2 separate regions of the Homo sapiens genome follow, and region 2 is linked to region 1. Evidence: chromatin loops called from intact Hi-C (ENCODE). Cell type or tissue: Caco-2. All regions are shown on one strand.

The links. A loop is a pair of places that touch in the nucleus more often than their neighbours do. Peaks named below come from ENCODE experiments on the same cell type or tissue, not always from the same donor. Only the 100,000 strongest peaks of a DNase experiment are listed, where the experiment ranks them.
Region 2: it touches region 1 in a loop (10-fold over the local background); 1 of 110 quality-filtered maps calls a loop at or near these places.

Annotation. Positions count from the first base shown.
Region 1 is chrX:19,628,506-19,633,505 of GRCh38, forward strand. It overlaps SH3KBP1 (SH3 domain containing kinase binding protein 1), which reads right to left. Exons shown (of 18, transcript NM_031892.3): 8 at 3,359-3,453. LOC124905255 (a long non-coding RNA gene) reads left to right here and starts at 3,025. Exons shown (of 2, transcript XR_007068406.1): 1 at 3,025-3,336. In Caco-2, no CTCF peak of the experiment used is centred here; DNase peaks (open chromatin) are centred at 2,426 and 3,006; H3K4me3 peaks cover 789 bases.
Region 2 is chrX:19,564,017-19,569,016 of GRCh38, forward strand. All of the region lies in intron 13 of SH3KBP1 (SH3 domain containing kinase binding protein 1), which reads right to left. Among named protein-coding and RNA genes, the nearest start is that of MAP3K15, 51 kb to the left of the region's middle. In Caco-2, no CTCF peak of the experiment used is centred here; no DNase peak of the experiment used is centred here.

The sequences.
Region 1 (5,000 bases):
TTCTGGGAGCTGGTAGCCTACATGGCACTTGTCATCTGAACACACCGCTTCCGGCAAACTGGAATGCTAGGTTAAGGCTGGCAGGCATTTTATGGAAATAAAAGTAAAAATCTGCACAAGCACAGGATAGCAAGAGATTTGATTTCCCAGCAGGTTGTATAAAAAAATAATAAAAGCAAAATGATAGAGCACAAAGGATTTTCTTAAGCAGCAAGCTCTAAAATGGGCCCAAGCAGCATGAGTTAAGACTGGCTGTGTGATTAGCTATCCAAAAAAACCCAGCAAACTGGAAGCCGGGTGCAGTGGCTAGGCCGGCTGCAGTGGCTCACGCCTGTAATCACAGCACTTTGGGAGGCTGAGGCGCGTGGATCACTTGAGGTCAGGAGTTCAAGACCAGCCTGAGCAACATGGTAAAACCCCGTCTCTACTAGAAATACAAAAATTAGCCAGGCATGATTTACTGTACAGGCACACACCTGTAATCCCAGCTACTCAGGAGGCTGAGGTGGGAGAATCGCACGAACCTGGGAGGTGGAAGTTGCAGTGAGCCGAGATCACACGATTGCACTCCAGCCTGGGCGACAGAGTGAGACCCTGTCTCAAAAACAAAATAAAGCAAAACAAACAAAAAATAGCAATGTGGGTAGGCAGAGGGCATCTCGGGCATCAGGAACATGGTCTGAGTCAAGTTAGTGAGGACACATAAGCAGGAGGGGGATATACGGGGGGTACCTGCAGAACAGCCACATGGACCAAGGCCACCAAGACAGACTGAGGTCAGGACGGGTGAAGGAGTGCTAGGATCATCTATCTGGATTTTACAATAAAGAAAAAGAAAGTTACTAAAGATTTTGATTGGTGCAGAAGGGTAAGTGAGCACAGCAGTGTTAGAGAATGACAAAAAGAAGGGGCTGAGGTGCTAGGGATGAAGTGGGTAGGGGACACTGGAGTGGGGGGAAACATCCCTCCATCCTTCACTACCCCAGGGCTCTCCTCCAGACCGGGTGCTATGGTGGGTGATAGAGAAAGAAGGATGGAGGAAGCCTGGTCCTTGCTCACCTGGCCTGGACAGATACAGAACAACTCAAGCCTGTGCTTAGCTCTGCAGGGCAGGAAGTGGCAGGGATAGAGAAAGGCTTGTGGGTGGGAGCAGGGTGGGACTAGGAGGACCAAGTGTCAAAATGGTGATATGAGAACTCTAGGCCTGAGGAGTTGGATCAATGTGAAAGTCAGGTCAACAGACCAAGTGTACAGCAGAGATGACAACGTCATGTTTTGCAAATATAATATTAATAGCAGTGCGCTGCTTCAGTTTCTAAATTGCTTTCAAATACGTTAATCTATGAAACCAGAGAAATGGGATGTAACCTTCACAACACTCTTGAAAGCAGCTTGCCACATCTACCTGTTCATTTATCTGTACCATGTGGATGGGACCGATAGATACTCCCTTTCTGACTAAGGTCATTAGAAAAATCACATTAATTTTTATCAGACTGGATCTCAGGCTGGGAGGTTAGGAACAAAATCATCAAGATGAATGTGTTCTCATTATGATATGTATTCAAATGGAAGGACTGGAGTATAATATGTCAAAATAGAAACAGATGTGTGTCTTTTCTCAGACCTCATTAAATATTATTGACATACCAGGTTTTCAACTAAAAAGAGGCTCCCTCTCTTCCAAAGACAAAACAAAAACAGGCTAGTGAGTCCCCCGCTCCCTCCCACTGCAAAGAATAGCAGTTATTTAATTCTCTGGTTGCTTTATCATCAAGGGGGAAAAAAGCACTCTAGCCCTTTCCCAGTATTTCTAAAACCAAATTATCTGTGCTAATTATTACAGCATTCGTATTGTGCTTCACACCCATTTAACAACTTCCTTATTCCGCTTGTTTGGTTACAGGTCTGATTAAAAATAGGAAATGCACTGTGTGTCAGAAAGCAATCTGAAAGAGACAGAAAAGAATCACTTCTGCCTCATTTGCAGAAAACAACAAGGGAAGCATTCTTCCCCTCATTTCCTCCTGCCATGTTCAACACCTACAGAGACATACTGAAATAACTTCAGGGGAGAATACTTTACAGGTAAAAAGATGGACGAGTTCTTGGGTGATCTGCAAAACAGGGAATGATTTGCTGTTCCAGAAAGCATTATATACTCCATACCACTGTTATATGGAGTCCATGAGAGGACCAGCTTTCTCCCTAAAACTCCTGACCTGTGGCAAGCTAGTTAACTTCTTGGGTCATTAGTTCCCTGACATGTTTGGATTTGGCTCTTAAAACACACAATCTCTAAAGCCATGTCTTAGAGGTAACCTCTTGATAACAAAGGCAAATCTTACTGATCACCTTATGGACAAGCCCTGGGGGAGGGGTAGGGCCAGGTGACACCACAGTCTCCACCCTCTCAGTAATGGCCACAGTCGGCGGGACCCTGGGCCTACTCCCACTCTATGCACCTGCAATCTCTTCCCCTTCCCTGCATCCTCCACCCTGCCAAGGCTTCCCAGCCCTGCGAGAGCGAGCGCAGGCAGCCACGATGATCTCCCAAGTCACACTTGTGCTAAGGGAACTGTGCTAAGTTCCCTGTCACTCCCCTGAATACAAGAATAAAACCACCATACACATCTTCAAGACCATTCAGCTTCTTACCATATTTGACCATCACAAAAATGCTGTTCTTCAGAGAAAAAGTCATATATTCTGGGTATTGCTTAAATAATATATCTTTCAACCACCTACTTGGTGAGTACCATTGTGTGAAAGCACACAAAGTACACAGCCAAGGCCCTTGTTCAATTGCATCACTTCACACAGATTTTATAGCTCTCTGTTTATTTACAGGGCTCTGGCTCTAATAATAATAAAATCATTCAATCTTCTTAGCCCAAACGAGACAGGAAAAATTCTCTCAGGCACTCTACCTGTCTTTGATCTGAACAGCAAACATTCTTTAAGCGTTTTCTGCCTGTGAGGCATGACCAGCGTTTTAAAAAAAAACTCCTCCTCGGATACCTCAGGACACAGAGCTCTGCAGCCTGGCTGCTGTGGAGGGCAGGATCTCCAGCCGAGCAGGCTGCCTTTTGGGTTATTCCTTCTGGAACAGACTTTTCTGAAGGACCATGCAAATCTGCAGCTGGTCCTAAGGCAAACAAATCTATTCTCGTCTCAACGAATGCATTCACTTGGATGCTGGGCTTAGCTTGATCAAAAGGAAAGATACAAGATTCTTCCTCACAAGTTCAGGACTGAGAAAACCAAGCTTTCAAGCGCTGAAGCAAAAGCTTATACTGTCCAGTCAACACCCCAAAGCAGTTCGCGATTTAGAAGGTAGGAGACAACCTTTGTTTACCTTATTGATGAGAGTGACTATATCTCCTTCTTTGATTGTCAATTCATCATCATTCTGTGCCTCATATGGAAATATTACTTTGCAGTAATCCTTGCCTATAAGAAAAACAGAAAACATAACCTTTAAAATGCTTTATCTAATGAGCTGGCCCAGGAGAAAATGATCTCTATCACATTAAGTTCAGGGAAAGGCACACTTAACAGGTAGCATATTACTGCTGCATGAAGAAAGGGTGACCCTCAGAAAATGACCCGAGAGTGCTCATTTTTGGCTCATGTATATTTATTGGCTTCCACTTTTTTTCCCCTTACAAATCATGTGACATCATGAGATGCCCCTGACTGCTTTGCTTTTCTCTGGCAGAAAGGTAAAAAGGTTTCCTTACTCAGGAAAACAGACATATACCATTTTATATACTCTTCAGGTGCATGCATAAACATATATAGTCTACAGAGGGCAAAAAAACCTTAAGTTTTGCCTCACTGCCTTTTCCCACACATTACTAAATTAGAAACAAGGTATTTATACATGTTACAAAGCTACCCAGGATACATAAAACAATGAAAAGTTACCCCATTATGGTACGTCTTAAGAGACAAATGTCAATGTATTTCTATGTAAGCACATGCCAACCATAAACAGCCAACAAGTATTGACTGAACATTCTTTACACACATATGTGTGGGGGTAAGCTTGTTCAAATATGTCCCATGGCCTTTCTGTGGGAACCTCCCTATGCATAGATGGCTGTTCCTCAGCAAAGAGATGCAATAGCCCTCACCAAAGAGGGAAAAATACTAAGGCCACTAAAAATCGATTTAAGTATGTCCTGAATTACATGCTTTTGAAAGTCCATGTGCTGTTAAATCATCTCTATTTATCTGAAAGCACAAGTTACGAAGATAGTGAAAACATTTGTATTTCGGAAATGGAGACTTGGAAAACTAGGCCTTGATGATTCAGGACAGAAGGTGGACAGAAAAATTCAAGAGAATTAGTATCTACTGGGACAGGCATCGATTATTCTGCATCAAAGTCAACAAACCTAATGGCTGTGAATGGCCTTAGATATTTCCCAAGCATCAGGCCCGTTCCTGCAGACGGATCACAACCTAGAGCTATGTCTTAGAGGTAACCTCTTGATGACAATTATACTGTCCCTAGTGTAATTTATATTACTGAAATGTGTTTATTTATTTTGGTTAACATCCCAACAACCAGAGATTGTGACATATAAAATAAAAGCAATTAAGAAATCCATAATACAGATACACTATGGTCTAGGGTTGGGATAGGACAGAGAAGAGAGGGAGGAAGGGGAAGGGGAAGGAGTGAAGGGAGGAGAGGCGGTATTCACTTTGCTTTTGTGCAGATGTTTTCATATTCTGTTACAATAGCTTGAAAATATTAGTTACATTCCCTGTCCTAGTGTTGGAAATCTTCCATCTTGGGTATTCTGGGCCTCTGATGGCTTTTGCCCCTTAACCTGTGCTGAGGGGCAATAGTTCTAAATTCCATCAATACCATATTCCTAAACCCATATAGTTACCAACGTTCTATCTCTCTTTACTTAGTAATAGCAAACCTCCCCAAATCTGAATTGGTCAAATGTTCTACAGAGACAGAAAAAGTTAAAACATGT
Region 2 (5,000 bases), 64 kb before region 1:
ATCTTGTTTTATTGAACCTGAGCAATTGCTCAATGATCTGACATGCTGCAAGGACCAATAACTGGCTCTCTGGCTCCAAAAGGGGAAGTTTAAAATATGTATTTTAAAAACAGGACAGAAAAACCAATAGCCCCAAGTCAGGAGATCTGAATTTTTCCTCAAAATTTGTATGAGAAACCCTTAGAAGTGATTTATTATCATGAAAGGTAGAAATTGCAAAATAAGGTAAGAATGTAATCACTTGTTTGTAGACATTTGGTGTCACATTCACAAAAATGTTGTGTTAATGGTCGCTATTACAATTGCTCTCTCTTGCTCTCCTGTATAACTTTACCATACAGAGTACAGATTTAGAACTTAGTATTGATCAAATTTGTTATTGTCCTTTTATGTAATACCCGTTTAAACACTGGGTAGTTGATCTTTGGCAAATATCTAATCACAAATCCAATACTCTTTCTATTTGAAATCAGACTCAAATGGTATCATTTCACTTGCTGCAAGCCTTAAGATGGCCCCTCTCCCCTCTCTTCTCTCGCCTCTCTCTCTCTCTCCCCCCCCTTCCTCTTTCTCTCTCACAAAGGTCACAGTCATGTCCTTGGTTGATGTTTAATTACTTCAAATATAATTACTTTTTTGTATATGAAATATTTTCAAACTAGGTTTTATAGAGATTCTCAGGAAATGAGACAGGCCACTCCAGGGAACACAAGTTGCACTTGCAGGGGAAGCCTGTCCTCTTCCTGTTCCTAACACAGACTGGGCTCTCTGGGCCTCGGTGCTATTGACATTTGGGGCTGGGTCATTCTTTGTTGTCTGTGGGGGCTATCCTACACACTGGTGGATGGTTAGCAGCATCCTTGGCCTCTATCCACTAGATGCCAGTAGCATCTCCACCCCCACCCCTATGATGTGACAGTCAAAAATGTCTCCAGACATTGCCAAATGTCCCCTTGGGGAGAGCAGTTGAGAAATGCTGATGTGGACCTAGAAGGTTTGGGCTCATGGGTCAGAGAGACCTGGCTTCAACTCCAATTTTTTTTTTTTTTTTTTTTTTTTTTTGAGGCGAAGTCTCGCTCTTGTCCCCCAGGCTGGAGTGCAGTGGTGCAATCTTGGCTCACTGCAACCTCCGCCTCCCGGGTTCAAGCGATTCTCCTGCCTCAGCCTCCCAAGTAGCTGGGATTACAGGCGCCTACCACCACACCCAGCTAATTTCTGTATTTTTAGTAGAGACAGGGTTTCACCATGTTGGCCAGGCTGGTCTCGAACTCCTGACCTCAGGTGATCTGCCCGCCTTGGCCTCCCAAAGCGCTGGGATTACAGGTGTAAGCCACCGCGCCTGGCCTTCAACTCCAATTTCTTACTAGCCAGATAATCTTGCTCAGTTTCCCCAGCTTGCTTTCTTCCCTGTTCCTTCACTGTAAAAACATGAGTCATTACACATCCTTCATAGGGCTATGGACGGTGAGAAAAAAATAGACAAAACATTTAGTGGGCACCCAGTGAATATTAGTTCTTTCTTTCCTTACTCTTGCTTGCTCTCACTGCTCTTATTTCAACACTAGAACCTCAGGACGATGGAAGAGGGGAGATGAAGGGGGAGGGTTTGTTCTCCACTATATTAGCAGAATGATTCTAACACAAGGATATTCCACACACAGCTCCTGTACTCACACTGTACCTCAACGAGGATTAAAAGTTATAAAGGCATGTTCTACCCCAAACATGCTTACAAAACACTCTTAATCCTTTCTAACGCTTTGGGATTATTGTTTCACCAGGGTTGTAATCAGCTACAGATCAAAGTCCAGGTGGACCTTGATTTTTTAAAATGGTGTACAACAATACACACATTTAACACCCTAAGGGGACGTTTTACATTACAAAATGATTACTAGGTTTTGGAGACCTTTTTTTTTTTTTTTAAGATGGAGTTTTGCTCTTGTTCCCCAGGCTGGAGTACAGTGGTGTGATCTCGGCTCACTGCAACCTTTGTCTCCCGGGTTCAAGCGATTCTCCTGGGCTGAGGTGGGAGGATTGCATGAGCCCAGGAGTTAGAGGCTGCAGTGAGCAATGATTGCACTGTTGCACTCCAGCCTGGGTGACAGAGCAAGACTATCTCAAAACAAAAATACCATTAACTTGAGAAGATATAGCCTTCTAGGATTAATGTCTCTGTGGCAAAGAGAGAGAGAAAACCAAACCTCAGTACTCTATTTCTGGGCTCCCAAATATATGCAACTGTGCTTAGTTTCCACAGCATGAAAAGCTTCTATAGGTGAACCCGCCCCCCCATCAATACCCCCAATATTTCCACACTAGCTCATCAGACTGAAAAACATGTGATTCATATTTTCATGATAGCGATCATAGACATCTCCAGACCCAAAGAATGCAAAGGTCAAAGGTGAATGCTCTTAGCAAGCAAGACAGATTATCCTGTATATTCTGGAGGAGGGAGAATACCTCCCTTCCTATTGACATGAGGGAGGTGACAAGACAGCCTCCTGAGGTCGCACATGACCTTCACCAACCAGCCACCCTGGCTTAAAACAGGGCCCAAATACGAAACTGCGGTGGTAGAACCGGAACTTAGGCTCATTCTGACAATCCCCTTTCATTCACAGCCAATTACTGCTCTGCTCTGCTCTGCCTGCACTTTAAGCAGAACAAAAGCTACAGCAGGCCAGAGTTTCTGTTATTGCATCAGCCCAAGCTATCAGGTTATGCTTCCTGACTGGGCTTCTCAAGGGCTGAGGATGTAAACGAGCTTGTGGAAACAGGGGAAGTACTTTTGGCATTAACAGTCACAGTCACACATCCTAGCCCCAAGCCTGCATGAGATCAGACCAGAGACTGCAGGTCAGCAGTTGCAAAGATGCAACTCTATCAGCAGATTCAGAGGAAAACAGCACCCAAACAGAGGGACAGCAGCAGGAGAGCAGAATGCTCATGTTGAGAGCTCTAGTGCTCTTACAAGGCCTGCCAACCATCGCACATCTGTTTCTAAAGTGAGTGGCCCAAGCAGATGATGCTGGAAAGCTATCTTCCATGTCAAATCAATCCCTGATAGTGCTTGCCAGAGGTTAGGGAAGGGGGTGGGCTGGAGAAAGGTGGGTGTGGCTTAACAAGAGTAACACAAGGGATCTAGTGGTGATGGAAATGTTCTATGTCTTGACTGGTGGTAGATACACAAACCTACATGTATGATAAAATTGCAGGCTGGGTGCGGTAGCTCACAGCTGTAATCCCGGAACTTTGGGAGGCTAAGGTGGGAGGATCGCTTGAGCCTAGGAGTTCGAGACTAGCCTGGGCAACATAGTGCAACCCCACCTTTACAAAAAATACAAAAATTAGTCAGGCATGGTGGCATGTACCTGTGGTCCCAGCTACTCAGGACGCTGGGGTGGGAGGATCGCTTGAACCTGGGAGGCAGAGGTTGCAGTGAGCCGAGATCGTACCACTGCACTCCAGCCTGGGTGACAGAGCAAGACTCCATCTCAAAAAAAAAAAAAAAAAAAAAAAAAAAAAAAAAAAAAAAATATATATATATATATTGCATAGAGCGAAATACACACAGAAGTACTAGTAAAACTGTGAAAATCTGAGTAAGATTGGTGGATCATATCAATGTCAATATCTTAGTCATGACAGTGTACTATAGTTCTGTAAGATGTTACTATTGGGGAGAAACTGAGTAAAGGGTACACAGATTTCTATTACTTCTTACGACTGCATGTGAATCTACAATGACTTCAAAATAAAAAGTTCAATTAAAACAAAGTAAATTTTAAAATTCAGCCTTCTATATTATGTAGAATACGAGAGAATGCTAACTTATGACCTTGATAGGTACAAACAGAAGATGTAAAGCTAAAAAAAATTTATACTATTTGGCCATAAAAACGAGATCCTATCATTTGCAACAACATGGATGGAACTGAAGATCATTATGTTAAGTGAAATAAACCAGGTGCAGAAAGAGAAACATTGCATGTTCTCACTTATTTGTGGGATCTAAAAATCAAAGCAATTGAACTCATGGCGGTAGAGAGCAGAAGGATGATTACCAGAGGCTGGGAAGGGTAGTACAGGGCTGGGGTGGGGAGGCGGTGGGGATGGTTAATAGGTACAAAAAATATAGTTAGAAAGAATGAATAAGACCTACTATTTGATAGCACAATAGCATCTCTATAGTCAATAATAATTTAATTGTATATTTTAAAATAGTGTAATTGGACTGTTTATAACTCAAAGGATAAATGCTTAAGTGGATGGGGAAAAATATGTTGAAATGAAGACTTGCACATGGTTGCAAGTTTTTCTTAAAGCAGGTCATTTTCCTCTTCCCAAGAAATGTGATAGCCTGTTGCTAAACAATATGATTATTTTTATATATTTCTATCATTAAATGGCCTTTATGTCAAAAAATAAAATAAAATAATAAGAAAAAATTAGTCCCTGAATCTGGACTTCTTAAAAGGGTTGTCACCCAGGTCAGACCACTAGTGGCCTTAACAGCACACCGGTGGCCTCACACCCACTCACGTACACCTCCAAAAGGACCTCTGACTTTTATTTACCCAGAGAGACTGTAGCTCCCTCCCATTTATCACATGGTGGTATCCTGACCTTGGGAAAACTCACTCATGTTCTGAACTAAGTGGCAATTACCATACCAAAGCTCATTTGAAACTCAGTCAAAAGTGCTGTATCAACAATGAACCCTGCCATCTCACATTTGCATCCATCCACCTTTTTACACAAAATACACAAATCACTGGAAACTGTGAACATAAGGGCTAATGCCCACTTTTTACAAAAAGGCTTATTCATCATTTCTTTTCATTAGATCTTGTAAGGAATTTCTCCTAGGGAGGGGAAAGGTCCCAGGCATTGTGTTTTAATGTGGAAAGCACCATCATTTCCCTTCTTTACAAAACTGTAACACCTAAAGCCAAGCAAGGGTGCCAGCCTGGCATTTCAATGGCTTTATTACT